Linked DNA regions of Homo sapiens: region 2 is linked to region 1. Evidence: read pairs that join two places in POLR2A ChIA-PET (ENCODE). Cell type or tissue: PC-9. All regions are shown on one strand. Each heading gives the region's core, and the rest is flanking DNA. Links, peaks and the distances in the headings are about the cores only.

Region 1 (7,327 bases), core at 1,280-6,279:
CATTTTCATGAGAAATAAAAAAACATTACTGTTTTAAGCCTAAGTCTTGGGTGGTTTGTTATGCAGCAACAGCGAACTGATACAATGGGTCGCAGAAACACTCACAGGACAGTATTTCTGTGCTGCTATTTCCACTTGATATTCTGGAGCTTCATGTAGATCTGTTGCAGTGAAGCAATAAAACAATACAGTGGCTTAAACAAGATTGTTTGTTTTCTTGTATGTAAGAGGTCGGAGTTAGGTCTTCATGTTTTCATGTCTGGTGGGTCAACTGTGCCCACCTTCAAAATGGCCCTTCTGGCTGGGCATGGTGGCTCACATCTGTAATCCCAGTACCTTGGGAGACAGAAGTGGGCATATCACTTGAGCTCAGGAATTTGAGGCCAGTCTGGGCAACATAGTGAGACCCCGTCTCTACTAAAAATACAAAAAATAAGCTGGGCGGCTGGGCGCAGTGGCTCACGCCTGTAATCCCAGCACTTTGGGAGGCCGAGGCGGGTAGATCACGAGGGCAGAAGTTCAAGACTAGCCTGGCCACGATGGTGAAACCCCGATTCTACTAAAAATACAAGAATTAGCTGGGTGTGGTGGTGGGGGCCTGTAATACCAGCTATTCTGGAGGCTGAGGCAGAGAATTGCTTGAACCTGGGAGGTGGAGGTTGCAGTGAGCCGAAATCGCACCACTGCACTCCAGCCTGGGCGACAGAGTGAGACTCCGTCTCAAAAAAAATAAAATAAAATAAAATAAGCTGGGTATGGTGGCCCACACCTCTAGTCCCAGCTACTCCGGAGGCTGAGGTAGGAGGATTGCTTGAGTCCAGGAGGTGGAGGTTGCAGTGAGCTGTGATCACACCATTGCACCCCAGCCTGGGTGACAGAGTGAGACCCTGTTTCAAAAAAAAAAAAAACAGAGACAGAAGAGTGAGGTGGGAAAATACCCAATCCTTTGGCACGTATCACTTCGATTCATATTTCTTTGCTAAAGCTTGGGCCCATGGCTTCACCTAGTTGCAAGGGAAACTGGGAAATGTACTTTCTTTCTTCTTCTTCTTCTTTTTTTTGAGATGAAGAGTCTCGCTCGCTCCGTCGCCCAGACTGGAGTGCAATGGCGTGATCTCGGCTCACTGCAACCTCCGCCTCCTGTGTTTAAGCAATTCTCCTGCCTCACCCTCCCAAGTAGCTGGGATTACAGGCACTGGCCACCACACCCGGCCAATTTTTTGTATTTTTAGTAGAGACGGGGTTTCATCATGTTCGCCAGGCTAGTCTTGAACTCCTGACCTCAAGTGATCCACCCGCCTCCGCCTCCCAAAGTGCTGGGATTACAGGTGTGAGCCACCAGGCCCGGCCTGGGAAATGTGCTTTCTAGCCACGCAGCATGTGCCCAGCTAAAATATGGCCATTCTATTTATTAAAGAGAGAAGGAGAAACTACGCATTTGAGGATGACTAGCAGTCAATGCTGTGTAATCTGCCTCCAGGGTTCTCAGCAGTGTTCTCAGTAAATATGAGTATCCCATGGATTAGGTGGTTTAATTTCTTATCATAAAACAATCATAAGTATCAAGTTTTTATCTATGAATTGGTTAGGGAGATTTAGGCTGCAAGTAACAGAATACTAAGCTAAAAGTTGTCTAAAGAGTTGGGAGTTTCCTAGCTTAGCCAACATAAGAGGAGACCTCTATCTTTACAAATAATTTTTTTTTTTTTTTTTTTTTTGGAGACAGAGGCTTGCTCTGTTGCCCAGGCTGGAGCGCAGTGGTGCGATCTCGGCTCACTGCAACCTCCACCTCCCGGGTTCAAGTGATTCTTCTGCCTCAGCCTCCCAAGTAGCTGGGACTACAGGCACATACCACCACGCCTGGCTAATTTTTGTATTTTTAGTAGAGATGGGGTTTCCTCATGTTGGCCAGGCTGGTCTTGAACTCCTGAACTCGTGATCTGCCCGCCTCAGCCTCCCAAAGTGCTGGGATTACAGGCGTGAGCCACTGTGCCCGGCCTTCTCCGAATAATTTTTTTAAATGAGCCAGGTGCGGTGGTATGTGCCTGTGGTCCCAGCTACTCAGGAGGCTGAGGCAGGAGGATCGTCTGAGCCTGGGAGGTCAAGGCTGCAGTGAGCCATGATCACACCACTACAGTCCAGCCTCCAGCCTCTGCAATGGAGTGAGAGTGTCTCAAAAAAAAAAAAAAAAAAAAAAAAACACAACAAAAAAACCCCACAGGACTTTTATCTTAAGATATCTTGGGGTAGACCATTTTTGAGTCAAGGCCCTCATGGTTGAAAGATGACTACCGTGGCTCCAAGCATCATATCCACAGAGAGCAACTAAATAACAGCTGTTATATATTGAGTACTTATCATGTGCTAGAACTGTCTGGGCATTTTAGGTGTATTCACTCATTTGATTTTCACAGCACCCTGAGAAGAAAGTCCAATTATTTTCATTTTGCAGAGGAGGAACACGAGGTACAGAAAGGTCAAGTAATCTGCTTAAGACAACACAGCCAATCGGAGGCAGAGCCATGCTTTTAGCCCAGATGGTTTGACCCTGGAGCCTGCACTTTTGTGTGGCTGCATTTGCCACGGGCAGCATCTCAGGAAGGGAGGCTTGGACAGGGGTCCTCCTAAAACATCTCTTTTTGTAAGAGGAGGAAAATTCCTCCCAGAAGCCCCCAGCAGCCTCCCCCTCTTATCTCATTGGCCAGAACAGGGTCCCATGGTTCTCCCCAACCCAATTACCAGCAGAGGGGAGTGGATCAAATGTAAATATCCCAGTCACCATCCACCTGGGGGTAATTAGTACATTGTCCTCCCACCAGAACAAAACAAGCTTCTTTTAGCAAGGAAGCGGGGGGGCAAATATCTGCCCCTAGGCAGAACCCATGGTTGGTAGCTGGGGTCCGCCAGCCCACTGGGATTGAAATAAGGTTGGCTCAGACCCCATCCCTTACTTTCCACAAGGCTTCTGCAATTTCTCAGGCTTACAATTGTGTGCCTCTGATTTCCGGCTTCTGCTGAATTCTAGCAGCTGTTCCCTTTATTTCTGCCCTGGAATTGACTCAAATGTAGGATGCAGCCCGTTTCTTCTCCCAAGAAACCGTGGATACCAGACTGCTCTGTAAGCAGAATTTCACTAAGATTTGTGGGTCCCTGGAAGAGTTATAGAGTGGCTCAGCACACGACTGAAAGTGGCACTGGGACGTCTCTGCTCTTACAAGCTGGTTTCTCAGGCATCCTCCAGCCCCGCCCGCACAGGGCTGCTGCTCCCATCTGCTGGCGCCCATGCCCATCTACCCGCCTCCCTTCTTCAGCCCCTGCGTGACAGACACCTCGATGCCCCAGGGGCTTCCAATTCTCACACAGGAGACCCTGCATTTCAGCTCTCCCTAGCCCCTCCTGCTCTTCCCAAACCAGGCTGCCAAGCCAAACCCAGTAAGGGCCTTTTAAGAACAAAAGGGCCTTTTAGTTAATGCAGCAGGATCTACTTTCCTTAGAAGGAAGCTTTGGTTATAAATAACAACCTTTCCCCTCTGGATTCCTCCAGGTGCATTGGAAATTCAAATTTCAGAATAAGCTGACTGCCAAGAGGGCCCTCCCCCTGTCGGGAGTCCCTTAGTCCATGGGAAATTCACAGAGAAGGAAACAGTCACTTTTCCTGCACCTGAGAAGGTAAAAATCAAACTGCCTTAGAAAGATTCTGTCCTCCTAAAAACTGGTGCCTCTGTACACCTCAAGGAGTCAGCAGGCTCTCCCTCCGAGGCTTAAAAGCCTCAGGGATTTCTTTTTTTCTTTTTTTCTTTTTTTTTTTTTGAGACGGAGTCTCGCTCTGTCACCCAGGCTGGAGTGCAGTGGCGCGGTCTTGGCTCACTGCAACCTCTGCCTGCCGGGTTCAAGTGATTCTCCTGCCTCAGCCACCTGTGAGCCACCGTGCCAGCCAGCCTCAGTGATTTCTTAGGAGCCTGTTGTATGCAATCTTGAGGGCTGAAGAAGTGAGAGGGACCCACCCCATCCTACCTCTACAGAATGCTTGGCACCCCCACCAATGTTCCTAGACTCCATCTCAGGACCAAGGTAGTGTAGACCCAAAGCCCGGCCCTATCCTGGCTCCCAAGCATCCCACAGCCTCTGGGGTAGAGGTGGTTAGAGGCACCAGCTCTAGACCTTGGCTGCCTTCTGTCTGCCCTCAGGGTCTGCTCAGATCAGGACACCCCCTCCCCCAGGCTGGGGCTCAGCCTCAGCATCCTTGGCAGGGCTCCCCACAGGGGCATTTCCACAACTTTCCAGCCCTGGCCTCCTGTTCAAGGGTTCGGCCTCAGGCAGGACTAGAGCTGAGTTGCAGAGGAGGAGGAGGAGCGGGGAGAGAGCCGAGTAGTTCAGGTTGCCGCAGGGGAGACAGGAGGGAGGAGAAGAGAAGGAGGGGAGGGAGCGAAGGTCCTCAGAACCCAAGTGCGGGGCAGCCTCAGGAAGGTGACTTCTGTTATTCTCCCTGTGTGCTGTGTCTTTAGGAAAATCCCCCTCACACGACAGCCCAACAGCCTTATACCCGCAGTTGCTCTGGGAGCAGGGGAAAATGTCCTGCAGTTCTTGCCCCTCATTTGGGTCAACTCCAGGACAGAAGTAAAGGCGACAGCTGCAAGGAATCAGCAGAAGCAGGACAGCAGCCATGAGCACATGAGCCCCCAGAGCTGGCAGAAACCTTGGAGGCTTTGTGTAGCTACAGTGATGGCCACGTCTGGGCTGGCACTCACCTTATGCCAGTCTCTAGGGAGGAGCCCGCATTTGCAGGCTGGGTTACATCTTTTCCCCTCTTCCACGCTGGGATTCTTTTTTTTTTTTTTTTTTTTTTTTGAGACAGAGTCTCGCTCTGTCGCCCAGGCTGGAGTGCAGTGGTGCGATCTCGGCTCACTGCAAACTCCGCCTCCCAGGTTCAAGCAATTCTCCTGCCTCAGCCTCCGGAGTAGCTGGGATTACAGGCACCCACCCCCATGCCCGGCTAATTTTTGTATTTTTAGTAGAGACAGGGTTTCGCCATGTTGGCCAAGCTAGTCTCAAACTCCTGACCTCAGGTGATCCGCCTGCCTTGGCCTCCCAAAGTGCGGGGATTACAAGCATGAGCCACCGTGCCCGGCCTGGAAATTGTTTTTTTTTTTAAACCCTCAGGTGATTCTGACTCTCCTGGAACCTGAGAACCACCAGTCTACGGGAACAGAGCCCTGCTTTGGGTCAGGTGTGTATAACTATGGTATTCCCTTTCTTCTCTGCCTCTATTGTTGATGTTGTTTTTTTGTTTTTTGTTTTTTTTTGAAACGGAGTCTCGCTGTTGCCCAGGCTGGAGTGCAGTGGCGCAATCTCGGCTCACTACAATCTCCGCCTCTGGGGTTCACGCCATTCTCCTGCCTCAGCCTCCCGAGTAGCTGGTAAGGGAGGAGACCACCCCTCACATTGTCTTATGCCCAATTTCTGCCTCCAAAGAAAGAAGTAAAAACTAAAAGGCAGAAATGAAATCCACAGGCAGACAGCCCGGCGCTGCACCCTGGGCCTGGTAGTTAAAGATCGACCCCTGACCTAATCAGTTATGTTGTCTATAGATTACAGACATTGTATAGAAATGCACTGTGAAAATCCCTATCTGTTTTGTTCCGATCTAGTTACCAGTGCATGCAGACCCCAGTCACGTACCCCTTGCTTGCTCAATCAATCCCGACCCCCTCACACGCACCCTCCTTAGAGTTGTGAGCCCTTAAAAGGGATAGGAATTGCTCACTCGGGGAGCTCGGCTCTCGAGACAGGAGTCTTGCCGATGCCCCCAGCCGATTAAACCCCTTCCTTCAACTCGGTGTCTGAGGAGTTTTGTCTGCAGCTCGTCCTGCTACACTGGGACTACAGGCGCTCGCCACCACGCCCGGCTAATTTTTTATATTTTTTAGTAGAGGCAGGGTTTCACCGTGTTAGCCAGGATGGTCTCGATTGCCTGACCTCATGATCCGCCTGCCTTGGCCTCCCAAAGTGTTGGGATTACAGGCGTGAGCCACCGCGCCCGGCCCCACTCTCTACCTCTGTTTGTTTAGGGGCAGGCATAGAATCCCATTCTAGTCAATGAGACAGAAAGGGGTTCTGGAAAGTTCCCCCACCCCCTTATAAAACAAGGAGGACGTCTTCAAGGAGGACGTCTGAGGAGAAGCTTTGCCGTGGCCTTTTGCCTTTGGATGCTGCCAGAGGGGTTAGAAGGCGGAGCTCCACAGTCAGGCAGCTGGGGTGTGTATCCTAGCGGGGAGAGCAAGAGACAGTGGGACAAAAATAATAACAGTAATAGCAGCAATGCTTCTTGAGGACTTTCCGCATGGCAGGCCCTATTCTAAGCACCTCATGTAGCATATTTTACCCTCAAACAGTCCTGAGGTAGGTTCTGTTATTGCGATTTTATAAATGAGGAAACTGAAGCACAGACAAGTTTAAATAACTCGTTCAAAGTCATACAGCTCATACATGGAGGCCAGCATGCAGGCCAGGTGTGTGGGGTATGGGCATTGCGGGCTACTTTAGGGACCCTGACCTTTTCCTCAGCATAGTGGGAAGCTGGTGAAAGGTTTTAAGCAGGGGTGGCCCCTCTGATTTACCTTTTTTTTTTTTTTTTTTTTTTTGAGACAGTGTCTCACTCTGTTGCCCAGGCTGGAGCGCACTGGTGAGATCTTGGCTCACTGCAGCCTCAAACTCCTGGGCTCAAGTGATCCTCCCACCTCAGCCTCCTGAGAAGCTGGGACTACAGGCAAATGCTACAGTGGCTGGCTACTTTTTGTAAAGACGGAGTTTCACCATGTTACCCAGGCTGGTTTTGAACTCCTGAGCTCAAGCAATCCGTCCACCTCTGCCTCCCAAAGTGCTGGGATTACACGCATGAGCCACCACATCTGGCCTGATTTACTTTTAAAAGTCACTGAAATGCTTTGCTCCTAAATTCTCTGCTGGGGACAAGCCAGCCACACTTGCACGGCCTGTTCTTCAGCCTCTTTTCCTCCCTGAGACATCAGTCCCTTAGCAAACCCAGCGTCTTGGGTGACTGGGACCAGGGTGACTCAATGGCAGATGCTGATGGGTGAGACAGCCACAAAGATGATCTTTGGAGAGTGAGTTATAGGTGATTTGTTTTATTTAATTTTTAATTTTTTTATTTTTTTTTGAGACAGAGTCTCACTCTGTCGCCCAGGCTGGAGTGCAGTGGCGTGATCTCAGCTCACTGCAACCTCCTCCTCCCGGTTCAAGCTACTCTCCTGACTCAGCCTCCAGAGTAGCTGAGATTCCAGGCATGTGCCACCACACCCAGCTAATC
Region 2 (7,327 bases), core at 1,274-6,273, 100 kb after region 1:
TGGCAAAACCCTGTCTCTACCAAAAAATACAAAAATTAGCTGGGCGTGGTGGAGCATACCTATAGTCCCAGCTACTTGGGAGGCTGAGGTGGGAGAATCCCCTGAACCCAGGAGACGGAGGTTGCAGTGAGCTGAGATTGTGCCACTGCACTCCACCCTGGGTGACAGAGGGAGACTCTGTCTCAAAATAAATAAATGAATATAAAAATAAAATAATTAATAAAGTGATATGATAGTAACTGAAGGTGGCAACATTAAACTGAGTTCTCTCTCTCTCTCTCTTTTTTTATAATCCCATGCCTAAACTGAGTTCTCTGTACCTCACATTCTCCAGGCACAAATTCCAGCCACCTGGGAAATGACAAAAGAGACTTCAGAGAAGGGCAGGGGACTTGTGTCATCTGGGAGCAGATGAAAGGAGAACATCAGCTATAATGAAAGTAACCAAAGAGCATTTCGAGCAAGGATCAGAATAATAACAATAATGCCTCACAATTGTTCAGCCCTTTAGAGTTCACAACCAAGTGCCCCAGGTTTATCAATGATCCAAATGCTAGGCTGGGTGCGGTGGCTCATGCCTGTAACCCCAGCACTTTGGGAGGTCGAGGCAGGTGGATCACCTGAGGTCAAGAGTTTGTGACCAGCCTGGCCAACACAGCGAAACCCCGTATCTACTAAAAATGCAAAAATTAGCTGGGTGTGGTGGCATGTGCCTGTAGTCCCAGCTACTTGGGAGGCTGAGGCACGAGAATCACTTGAACCCAGGAGGCAGAGCTTGCAGTGAGCTGAGATCACACCACTGCACTCCAGCCTGGGTGACAGAGTGAGACCCTGTCTCAGAAAAAACAGTACCTATTATTCTATTTTTTTCTTTTGAGACAGAGTTTCACTCTTGTCACCCAGGCTGGAGTGCAGTGGCGATCTTGGCTCACTTGCAATCTCCACCTCTCAGGTTCAAGTGATTCTCCTGCCTCAGCCTCCCGAGTACCTGGGATTACAAGCGGCTGCTACCACACCCAGCTAATTTTTATATTTTTGGTAGAGATGGGGTTTCACCACGTTGACCAGGCTGGTCAGGAACTCCTGACTTCAGGTAATCCACCTGCCTTGGCCTCCCAAAGTGCTAGGATTACAGGCGTGAGTCACCGCATCTGGCCAAAGAGTAGCTATTATTCTCATTCCCATTTTACAGGTGAAAAGACAAAGGCCCAGAGACATAAAGCTATTTGCCCAAGGTCACACATCTATTAAGATGCAGATCCATGCCTGGCACAGTGGCTTACACCTGTAATCCCAGCACTTTAGGAGGCCGAGCCGGGCAGATCATTTGAAGTCAGAGGTTCAAGACCAGCCTGGGCAACATGGTGAAACCCCATCTCTACTGAAAATACAAAAATTAGCTGGGCGTGGTGGCAGGCACCTGTAATCCCAGCTACTCAGGAGGTTGAGGCAGGAGAATCACTTGAACCTGGGAGGCAGAGGTTGCAGTGAGCCAATAAAATTAAATTAAAATTTAAAAAAAGAAGCAGATCCAAGACTTAAGTCAGGTTTCTAACACCTAAGTCCAGCACCCTTTTAAAACATCACAGGTTCAGTGTAAAAAGAAGAAAAGAGGGAAAGGATGGGGCTGGTGGAGTGACTTTCCACAGGTGCCCTGGGGCCAGAAGCCCAAGACCTACTGTTCTTTCCAGTCTTGAAGGCAACGTTCACTGGTGTGCTCCCCACTCTCTAATTCTCCCTCACTCAGGCCTCAGTGAGTCTTTGGGTGCCAGTCTGGGACGTGGTAGATCCCAGGACAACCAGGAAATGCCAGCCCTGAGATCCTCCACGGCCTGGAGAAGGTTATAACAACAGAACAATATCAGGAAACAGGCCTTGGGAGAAACCACATGGGAGAGCCGATGGCCAAGGCCCAGCCTGGGCAGGCAGTGTAGAATAATGGATAGTTAAATGCTGGGACTGCCGAACATGGGTAGCCACATGGTCTCCTTTCAGTGCTCTGGCACCACCGCTCACTAGTCATGAGACCCTGGGCAAATCAGTGCCTGTTCTACAGCTTCTTCCTCCATAAGGGGGGACAACAATAGTGTCAACCTCATGGGGCTCTCATGAAGATATTAGCCAATGTATGCGAAGCATTTACCACTGCCCCCAGCAAGTACCACATATATTTACCATCATTCTATTTATTTACATGCACCGAGGACCTCAAGAGTAGACTTTTGATGTTGGGAACCACATGAAGTTCTGCCTTCAGTCACAGAGAAAATTGACAGGCTGGAAAACAGACCCTCACATCCGTGAGATGGGTCCCACCATCAGACCAGCTGCTATGAATTTAATATTTGTAAATAAATCACATTGATGTGTATTGTATGTTAAAAGCCTTATCTTCTTCTTCCTCTTCTTTTTTTTTTTTTTTTTTTTTGAGACTGAGTCTCGCTCTGTCGACCTGGCTGTAGTTCAGTGGTGCAATCTCAGCTCACTGCAAGCTCCGCCTCCCGGGTTCACGCCATTCTCCTGCCTCAGCCTCCCGAGTAGCTGGGACTACAGGCACCTGCCACCACGCCCGGCTAATTTTTTGTATTTTTAGTAGAGATGGGGTTTCACCGTGTTAGCCAGGATAGTCTCGATCTCCTGACCTCGTGATCCGCCCGCTTCGGCCTTAAAAGCCTTGTCTTCTTAAAAATAATCAGTCAAGGCCAGGCGCGGTGGCTCACGCCTGTAATCCCAGCACTTTGGGAGGCTGAGGTGGGCGGATCACGAGGTCAGGAGATCAAGACCATTCTGGCTAACACGGTGAAACCCCGTCTCTACTAAAAATACATAAAATTAGCCGGGCGTGGTGGCGGGCGCCTGTAGTCCCAGCTACTCGGGAGGCTGAGGCAGGAGAATGGCGTGAACCCGGGAGGCGGAGCTTGCAGTGAGCTGAGATCGCGCCACTGCACTCCAGCCTGGGCGACAGAGCAAGACTCTCATCTCAAAAAAGAAAAAAAAAAATCAGTTAAAATACATAGCAATATTTGTAACCATGTTTGAGCAAGTCATTTTTTGTTTTTTGTTTTTTGTTTTTTTAAGATGGAGTTTCACTCTTGTTGCCCAGGCTGCAGTGCAATGGCGCGATCTCAGCTCACTACAACCTCTGCCTCCTGGGTTCAAGCGATTCTGCTGCCTCAGCCTCCCGAGTAGCTGGGATTACAGGCGCCTGCCACCATGCCCAGTTAATTTTTTGTATTTTTTGTAGACACAGGGTTTCACCATGTTGGCCAGGCTGGTCTCGAACTCTTGACCTCAGGTGATCCACCTGCTTCGGCCTCTAAAAGTGCTGGGATTACAGGCGTGAGCTACCACACCCGGCCAAGTCCTCATTTTTTAACCATTCCAGGCCCACACTGCTTTTGACTCGGAGAGGCCAGGTCTCTGCAGACCCTTCCCCTGCAGATCCAGGACAGCCTCAGGAAGCCTGGACCCTGGGTGGCATCTCCCCCTGCTTAAGCCATGTCTGCTCCCCAATCCCCTCCTTGAATCCTTTCACTAAAAGTGCCTGGAGTTTTATGGCACAAAATGCATGGCCCTAGGAAAGAATCTGCTCAGCCCCTATTAGCTGCGCATTATGAGCAAGTCACACCTTGTTTCTGTCTCTCGCTGTGTTCATGTATATGAAAGCTGGGTGGAGTCACATTACTTGCTTTGTAAGGTTTATTGTAAGGATGAAAAGGCCACTGTATGTCAAGCATAGTTCCTGGTACACAGTCAGCACGCAGTGACTGGGTTCATTTCCTTCTTTTGTTTTTTTTTTTTTTTGAGACAGAGTCTTGCTGTCACCTAGGCTAGAGTACAATGGTGCAATCATAGCTCACAGCAACCTCAAACTCCTGGGCTCAACCGATCCTCCAGCCTCGCCCTCCCGAGCAGCTTGGACTACAGGTACATGCCACCACACCTGACTAATTTTTAAAAATATTTTTGGTAGGGATAGGGTCTTACTATATTGCCCAGGCTGGTCTCAAACCCCTGGTCTTGATTGATTCTCTTGCCTGGGCCTCCCAAAGTATTGGGATTACAGGGGTAAGCCATTGTACTCAGCCGCTCCTTCTTTCATCATAATGTCACAGCCCAGCAAAGCCTTCTTCCAGTCTCCCCGGCACTCACTTCACCACTGCCTCCTTCTATTTCTCAAACACTGGCAGACACACTTCTGCCTCAGGGTCTTTGCACTTGCTATTCCTTCTGCCTGGAACACTCTTCCCCAGATATCCACATGGCTGGTTACCTGACCTCCTTCAAGCCTTTCTGCGAATCTCGCTTCCTGACATGGCCTACTATGTTATAATCCTATGTAATAGTGACACTTCCCCTGCCTGGCCACCACCACTACCACCCAGCCCCTTCCCCTGCTCCTTTTTTCTTCTTTGTATAGCATGTTTCACCTTCTCACATACAGTATAATTCTCCTATTTGTTACTTTTATTCTTTTTTTTTTTTTTTTGAGACAGAGTCTTGCTCTGTCACCCAGGCTGGAGTGCAATGGCATGATCTCGGCTCACTGCAACCTCCACCTGTTGGGTTCAAGCAATTCTCCTGCTTCAGCCTCCTGAGTAGCTGGGATTATAGGCGTGCGCCACCATGCCCAGCTAATTTTTTTTTTTTTTTTTTTGAGACGGAGTTTTGCTCTTGTTGCCCAGGCTGGAGTGCAATGGCGCAATCTTGGCTCACTGCAACCTCCGCCTCCTGGGTTCAAGTGATTCTCCCGCCTCAGCCTCCCTAGTAGCTGGGATTACAGGCACCCGCCACCATGCCCAGATAATTTTTTTTTATTTTTAATAAAGACGGGGTTTCACCATGGCCAGGCTGGTCTCGAACTCCTGACCTCAGGCAATCCACCTGCCTCGGCCTCCCAAAGTGCTGGGATTACAGGCATGAGCCACTGCACCCGGCCTAATTTTTGTATTTTTAGTGGAGACGGGGTTTCACCATGTTGGTCAGGCTGGTCTCGAACTCCTGACCTCGTGATCCACCCGCCTCTGCCTCCCAAAGTGCCAGGATTACAGGTGTGAGCCACCGCGCCCGGCCTATTACCTTTTTTTTTTTTTTTTTTTTTTACTGCATTTTTCTCCCTTCAGAATGTGAGCTCAGCTAGGGCAGGGACCACGTCTATCTCATCCATCACTGTTTCTCCACCATGTAGAACAATGCCCAGTGCATATTGGTACTCAATAAATATTTGCTGAGTGAATGAATCACAGAATGCATTATTTGCACATGAGAAAACCAAGACTCCCAGAGGAGAATTGCTTGTCTGAGGCCATAGAGCTGGGAAGAAGAGGAGCCAGGTTTGGATGCAGGTCTGCCTAACTCTGAAGTCCAGGCTTTTCCCAGTTCTCCAGGCTGATAGCTACCATGAAAAAGCATGTACATGTTGGGTAACTAGAAGAGAGTTCGGAGGTTGGTAAGGAGTTGGAATTTAGGATCCAGCGAATTGCCTTTAAGCTAAGTTCATAATTTTACAATAAACATTTAGTGAGTTCCTACTATGTGCAACTCCCTGTGCTTTCTGCTGGAGGAAAATCAATAATGGATTTGATAAACACCTATCGGCAACCTTGACACCCTAATGTTCACTGACTGGATGTCCCACAGGCACCTCCATCAACTTCACCCACCATCTTCCACTAAACTTGCCCCCATTCTACACTGTCAGAATCCTGTGTGTGTGTGTGTGTGTGTGTGTGTGTGTACTGGAAAAGTTAGGATTTAGCAGATCTGAGGGAACGGGTCCGGGATTGACTTTTTTTTTTTTTTTTTTGAGACGGAGTTTTGCTCTTGTCTCCCAGCTGCAGTGGCACAATCTCGGCTCACTGCTCACTGCAACTTCCGCCTCTTGGGTTCAAGGGCTTCTCCTGTCTCAGCCTCCCGCGTAGCTGGGATTACAACAAGCACCTGCCACCACGCTCAGCTAATTTTTTTGTATTTTTAGTAGAGATGGGGTTTCACCATGTTGATCAGGCTGGTCTTGAACTTCTGACCTCAGGTGATCTGCCCATCTCGGCCTCCCAAAGTGCTGGGATTACAGGCGTGAGCCACCACCCTCAGCCTACACAGCTTTCAGGAAGAGCTGTCTGAGCCATGTTCATCCCCTGTTTAGACAGGCACATACCCCATCCCAGCATGGCACTCAAAGTCCTGCACACGATTTGGCCCACAAACCTTTTTTTCCCCTAATTATTTGTAAGAAAATTTAAAAGTATAAAGGTAATATAGCAAACATCCAAATTCAGAATTATCAGCTGTAACAGTTTGTTATATTTACTTTCAATAATATATGTATATTTTGGCCAGACACAGTAGCTCACTCCAGTAATCCCAGCACCTTAGAAGGCTGAGGTGGGAGGATCACTTGAGGCCAGGAGTTCAAGACCAGCCTAGGCAACATAGGGAGAATCTGTGTCTACAAAATAATTTATGTATTTATTTATTTGTTGTTGTTGGTGGTGGTGGTGGTGTTTTGAGAAGGTCTCACTCTCTCGCCCAGGCTAGAGTGTAGTGGTGTGATTATAGCTCACTGTAGCCTCAAACTCCTGGACTCTAGCCATCCTCCCACCCCAGCTTCCTGAGTAACTAAGACTACAGGTGCATGCCACCATGCCCAGCTAATTTTCTTATTTTTATTTTTAGTAGAGATGAGGTCTTGCTATGTTGCCCAGGCTGATCTTAAGCTCCTGCACTCAGGCAATCCTCCTGCCTCAGCCTCCCAAAGTGCTGAGATTACAGGCATGAGCCACTGTGCCTGGCAAAATAATTTCAAAATTAGCCAGGCATGGCGGTATGCACCTGTAGTCTCTACTACTTGGGAAGCTGAGGCGGGAGGATCACTTAGAGCCCAGAAGTTCAAGGTTACAGTGAGCTATGATCATGCCACTGCACTCCAGCTTGGGCAACATAGCAGGACTCTATCTCCTAAAAAAACTGGCCAGGTGCTGTGGCTCACGCCTGTAATCCCAGCACTTTGGGAGGCCAAGGAAGACAGATCACCTGAGGTCAGGAGTTCAAGACCAGTTTGGCCAACATGCTGAAACTCCATCTCTACTAAAAATACAAAAATTAGCTAGGCGTGGTGGTGCTTGCCTGTAGTCCCAGCTACTCGGGAGGCTGAGACATGAGAATTGCTTGAACCTGGGAGGTGGAGGTTGCAGTGAGCTGAGATCGCACAACTGCACTCCAGCCTGGGTGTCAGAGTGAGACTCCATCACAAAAAGAAAAACAAACCGAAAAACAAACAAAAAACTGCCCTATATGTGTGTGTGTGTACGTTTTTGATGTGTTTTAC

The links. ChIA-PET counts read pairs that join two places held together with the same protein. Peaks named below come from ENCODE experiments on the same cell type or tissue, not always from the same donor. Only the 100,000 strongest peaks of a DNase experiment are listed, where the experiment ranks them.
Region 2: POLR2A ChIA-PET joins it to region 1 with 13 read pairs; 7 of 35 experiments call an interaction of 5 or more read pairs at or near these places.

What each region holds. Positions count from the first base shown.
Region 1 is chr1:27,054,854-27,062,180 of GRCh38, forward strand. LOC101928391 (a long non-coding RNA gene) reads left to right here. Exons shown (of 8, transcript XR_007065559.1): 6 at 3,545-3,669; 7 at 5,161-5,227. Among named protein-coding and RNA genes, the nearest start is that of TENT5B, 46 kb to the left of the region's middle. RefSeq lists silencers at 3,185-3,479, 4,205-4,499. In PC-9, for the core only: no CTCF peak of the experiment used is centred there; no DNase peak of the experiment used is centred there.
Region 2 is chr1:27,158,085-27,165,411 of GRCh38, forward strand. LOC102723760 (a long non-coding RNA gene) reads left to right here. Exons shown (of 3, transcript XR_426674.4): 2 at 335-440; 3 at 2,205-2,384. Among named protein-coding and RNA genes, the nearest start is that of SLC9A1, 6.6 kb to the left of the region's middle. In PC-9, for the core only: no CTCF peak of the experiment used is centred there; DNase peaks (open chromatin) are centred at 3,717 and 5,167; H3K27ac peaks cover 2,444 bases.